Regions from separate parts of the Mus musculus genome. Here region 1 is linked to region 2. The links are chromatin loops, found by intact Hi-C in ENCODE. Cell type or tissue: left cerebral cortex. All regions are shown on one strand. Region 1 overlaps Tyw1 (tRNA-yW synthesizing protein 1 homolog (S. cerevisiae)). Region 2 has its middle 15 kb from the start of Gm29681.

Region 1 (2,500 bases), 1.2 Mb after region 2:
AGGTCCAAATAACAATCTTCAAGCTCCACACTGGGCCTGGTGGCACAGGCCTGGTGGGAGGATCTCAGGTCCAAGGCTCCCCTGGACTATACAGTAAGTTCAAGGCCAGCCTGGGCAACTTATGAGACTCTGCTCCAAAATGAAAAGGCTAGAACTATACCTCAGTGACAGAGCTCATGCCTAGTACACAGGAGACCCAGGGTTCAGTCCTCAGCACTGTATAAACTAGGTGTGGTGGCACACACAGCTTCACTCACAGAACTCTGAGATGAGGCAAGAAGATCAGAAGCTCAAGATTATTCTGGCTGAAAAATGGAGCTGAATGGTAGAGCCCAGCCTAGAATCCCCCAGGGAGGGGCTGGGGGCGTGGCTCAGTGGTAGAGCCCCTGCCTAGAATCCCCCAGGGAGGGGCTGGGGGCGTGGCTCAGTGGTAGAGCCCCTGCCTAGAATCACCCAGTGAGGGGCTGAGGGCATGGCTCAGCAGCAGGGTTCTTGTTTAGCATGCTCACGACAGCCTAGGTTCCATCATCAGCACCATAAAAGAAACAACATTAATGTAATAATATATTATTATTAGGGCTGGAAAGATGGTTTAGCAGTTAAGAGAACTGATTGTTCTCCCAAAGGACCCACATTCAATTCCTAGCACCCACATGTCTGAAATTCTGGTTCCCTGATATCCAGCCCTTCTGACCTCCGCAGAGACGAGGCATACACATGGTGCACAGAGAAACGTGCAGGCAAAAAACACACACACATAAAATAAAAATTAAAAAATAACAAAAGCAGAGTTCATCGGTTAGTTCTCACACATAATGTGTTCTCGGGAGACCTTCTCTGTCCTTTGGTTAAGGAAGGACCTAGTCCTATAACTCACCACACACCCACCTTGTTGAAGTGGCTCCGGTAGGCAGAGTCTCCCAGGCCAAACACTGCATAGCGAAGTCCCTTCAGGTAAGTTTTGCCAAAGCGGAAATCATTAGCTGATTCCTCTAACCACTTGCAGAACCACTCTGCACTCTCTGTAGGGCAGCCGTCCGTGTACGTAGCGACCAGGAAGGCACAGACGGTTTTACTAGTGATCTGAATGAAGCAGTGCTATGTCAGAAGGATATTAGAAGCAAACATGACTACAAGAATATTCAAAGCAAGAGCAGAAAGAGGACTCCGTGGTTAAGAACACCAGCCACTCTTACAGAGAACCCGGGTTCTATTCCCAGAACCCACACAGTGGATCAGAACCAGCTATAACTCCAGTTCCAGGGGACTCAACAAAGCCCTCCTCCTGCCTCCATGGGCACCAGGCATGCACATGGTGCACTTACACAAGCAGGGAAATGCTGACAGTCAACAAAAATAAAAAGGCATAATAAACCTCCAAAAAATAATAACAAACAGGGTTGTCTAAGTGAAGTTTGCTTTTTGAGTGCAGGCCCTCACAGCTCCACCTAGTGGTATACCAGGAATCCCAGGACTCTCAGGAGGCAGAGGCAACAGGACTGCTGTGAGTCTGAGGCCAAGCCAGGGCTACAGGGCAGGATCCCAACTCAAAAGACAAATCAAGTGCCTGAGTCACGCACAGTAAGAAAGCTTCCAGCTGAAATGGCTCAGCACAAATTTTTTAATTATTCTAAAGATTCTACTCACCCCATAGGGCAGGTGGTCAATTAAATTTGAATTTTAAATCTTTATTTGAATTGTGAGCGTGTGTGTGTGTGTGTGTGTGTACACACTAGTGCAAGTGCCAAGGAAGCCAGAAGAGGGCATCACATTCCCCAGAGCTGGAACTGTGGACTGCTGTTGAACGGCTCAATGTGGGTGCTGGGAACCTGGCCACAGGAGCTCTTCACTACTGTGTCATCTCTACAGCCCCAAATTTGGACAACTACCAACCTCTCCTATCAGACTGTCATCTGGATCATATTCCTTCAGATTAATAATGGCCACAGGCAGGTCCAGAGAGGTGACAGCTTTGGCAAGAACCACTGCAAATCCCTAGAAAAGAGAGAAAAAAAAAGATGACAAACCCTTCAGTGTGCCAAATAAAGAAAGCACGGCTGTTGTTTGCTCCCGCTTGCCAGGGAGCATGGCGCCCCCTTGTGGTGGCTGCTTCTTCAGCAGCTTTGCCTTGAATGTCATCACTGTGAACAGGGGAGGGGACTCTTATTCTTATCTTCTGCTTACAGTGTTCTCAAGCCCAGGACAGAGATGAGCCACTGAGTCGCGTTCCCATAGAAAAAGTATGCCAAGACTGGACATAGAAGCTGGAGCCTGGTGAGACGGCTTCGTACACAGAGGAAGGCACTTCCCCAAGCCTGATGGTTGGGTTCCTAGGGCTTACATGGTAGAAAGGTAAAACCAACTCCCACAAGTTGTTCTCTGTACACATACACACAATAAGCAAATATGATAAAAGATTTTTTAATTTTTTAATTTATTTTAGACTGGGGAAATAGTTCAGTGGATACAGTGCTTATTATTACACAGGCCTGAGGACCGG
Region 2 (2,500 bases):
TGTCTCACCTTTCTGATGGGGATCCCCCAAAATCCCAGAGGGTAACTTTTAAAAAATCCCACTCTCTCCTCTCCTCTCTCTAAACTATGCAAGTGATCAACATCTCCAAACTTTCTCTGTAGATTCTCAGTACATTTTCTTTCTTCCTATCTCCCTTTCTTTCTCTTTGACAGAGTCTCACTCGTGGGTTGTGACATCTTTGGCGCTGAAACACTCCTTCCTGGAGGGAAGAGGGACGAAAGAAGCCCATGAGACTCCCAAAGTCTTTAGCCCTGGCTGTCCTGGAACTCACTTTGTAGACCAGGCTGGCCTCAAACTCAGAAATCCGCCTGCCTGGGATTAAAGGCACGTGCCACCACGACCGGCTTTCCTCTGTGATTTAAATCTAGAATTAGACATTGTATACTGTGATCCACTCCCCTAAGAGTTAATCCAGTGTGACTGCCATTCACCTGGCTAGGAGACCACTCCTTAAGAAAGCCGAGTGACCCGGAAGCACGCTGGGGAGATGGGAGGAATAATTATCCCCTTAAAGACACGACACACTTATTCATCCTCTCTAGAAGCTCCTCCCTCCGTAAGCACCCGCACTGTCAAGTTCTAACTCAAAAGGGGTAACTTTTCTTCCTCCCCTCCCCCACAAAATACCAGCTCAAATCTTAAGCATGCTGATACTTGGTCTTTCTTGTTTCTCTGGCGACTCCCTTACCATGTACAGCTGACTGCAGACTTCCGTTGCTGTGGCTCTCTGTCCTCTTCGACACCTTTATCCTTTCAGCTCCAGCTGGAATCATGTTTTGTTTTGTTTTGTTTTGCTTTCTCAAACGCTAACAAAATCATCAAACTTCCTCCTGAGACAATTTTTAATTTCTCTCATCAAGAGACCAAGAGCTTGCAAAATCGAGCCATAGCAAAGTCCCCAAATAGCAAAGGGGCTTAGGTTACACCATGGTCTGCCTCCAAAGAAGCAAACGGCCTTCTGCTATTGCGTGCTGTGGACACCAGAGGGAGCCATGAGAACATAGTTTAGCTGAACCTGGCAGGTGGTGCCCATGTGCAGGTGATTGGACAAACTTGGAAATCCTGGACAGGAAGGATACCGCTCTGAAGGTGAAGGCACCTCCGACCCACCTCTCCAAAGGTCAGGCCTATCCATTAACCGAATTCCTGCTGTGTTCCCACTTTGTTCTTCTGTCCCTCCTCTCCCTCTATTCGCAGTGGCCCCCCTCCCTTCTACCGATTTATTTTGAAGACTCTAGGTTGTTTGCTTTCTCTAAACTGGAGGGGTTGACATAATAGTTTCCTTAAAGGACCCCTTAAAAGGCCCGGAAGGAAGTATGCCTTCACGTACTGCCAGGCTATCTCCTCTGTCATCCACGGAAAGGTCAAAGTGCTTCACCGTTTGCACTGAGAGGCAGGGAGTGAGGCCGCAGCTGCTAGCTAGGGTGGGATACAGCTAGCATCAACCAGGGAGCCATACATGGATCTCACTGAAATATCTGGAGCTCAGAGGGCTCACTTGCAACCTTGCAGACAACTGCTCATCGTAGTATCCCTGTAGATCACTGAGAATCTTCCGTACCCTCCAGGACTGGGCCAAGAAAAACCTTGTGTGGTCCCTAGAGGGCGCTGAGAGCCGTGGCTAAACTGCCTGGTTACATTCTATTTAACACCCCCACCCTCATTCTCCACCCCTGCCCCCACTTCTCACCCCCACCCTTCACCCCACACAGCACCTCTACCCCTCTGCTCCCAGAAACATTTAGCCTCCAGTTTCCAAATTCTGTGCTTTTCCCTTCCCAGAGACTGTCTCAGTCACGAAGAGGATCGCAGCCTCCTCTCCATTCCCCTGAACAGTGGGGGAGGTGCAGGGGTTATTCTGTCTAATCAATTTTAAGAAGCATACACAAGGGATTTGAGAGAGGCATCATGACACGTCTGTGTATGCGCGGAACTACTATAGTGAGTTTTACTAAATTGTACAGCTAATGGAAGTTAACTACAATGTTAAGAGTCAGAGTATTTAGCTATTATTTCCGTGCAGTGCTGGTGATGGAACCCAGAGCCTTGTAGAAGCTCAGGAAGTACTGATCATTTGAAGGACAGCCCCCTAAGCAGGAGCTGAATCCCCTGGGGGATTCTAGGCAGGGGCTCTACCACTGAGCCACGCCCCCAGCCCCTCCCTGGGGGATTCTAGGCAGGAGCTCTACCACTGAGCCACGTCCCTAGCCCTTCACTGGGGATTTCTAGGCAGGGGCTCTACCACTGAGCCACGCATGCAGCCCCTCATTGGGGAATTCTAAATATGTGCTTTATAGCAATATCTTGCTTCCTATTCTCACAAAAGTCTTGCCCAGGGTGAGATAACTTAGTTGAGACAAAGACAGTGCCAGGTCAGGACATAAAACACACAAGCTTTTAGAAGCAACCAGAGCAGAAGGACCAGATATAGAGGCCATGGAGGGAGGCAGACAAAGATGGGTATAATTAGCCAGGGTTC

The links. Peaks named below come from ENCODE experiments on the same cell type or tissue, not always from the same donor. Only the 100,000 strongest peaks of a DNase experiment are listed, where the experiment ranks them.
Region 1: it touches region 2 in a loop (4-fold over the local background); 10 of 42 quality-filtered maps call a loop at or near these places.

Annotation. Positions count from the first base shown.
Region 1 is chr5:130,266,478-130,268,977 of GRCm38, reverse strand. Tyw1 (tRNA-yW synthesizing protein 1 homolog (S. cerevisiae)) reads right to left here. Exons shown (of 16, transcript NM_001015876.2): 4 at 1,894-1,995; 5 at 889-1,083. Among named protein-coding and RNA genes, the nearest start is that of Tyw1, 11 kb to the right of the region's middle. In left cerebral cortex, CTCF peaks have their summits at 1,440 (motif pointing left) and 2,096 (motif pointing left); DNase peaks (open chromatin) are centred at 1,454 and 2,126.
Region 2 is chr5:131,428,851-131,431,350 of GRCm38, reverse strand. No RefSeq gene overlaps it. Among named protein-coding and RNA genes, the nearest start is that of Gm29681, 15 kb to the right of the region's middle. In left cerebral cortex, CTCF peaks have their summits at 998 (motif pointing right) and 1,610 (motif pointing right); a DNase peak (open chromatin) is centred at 1,015.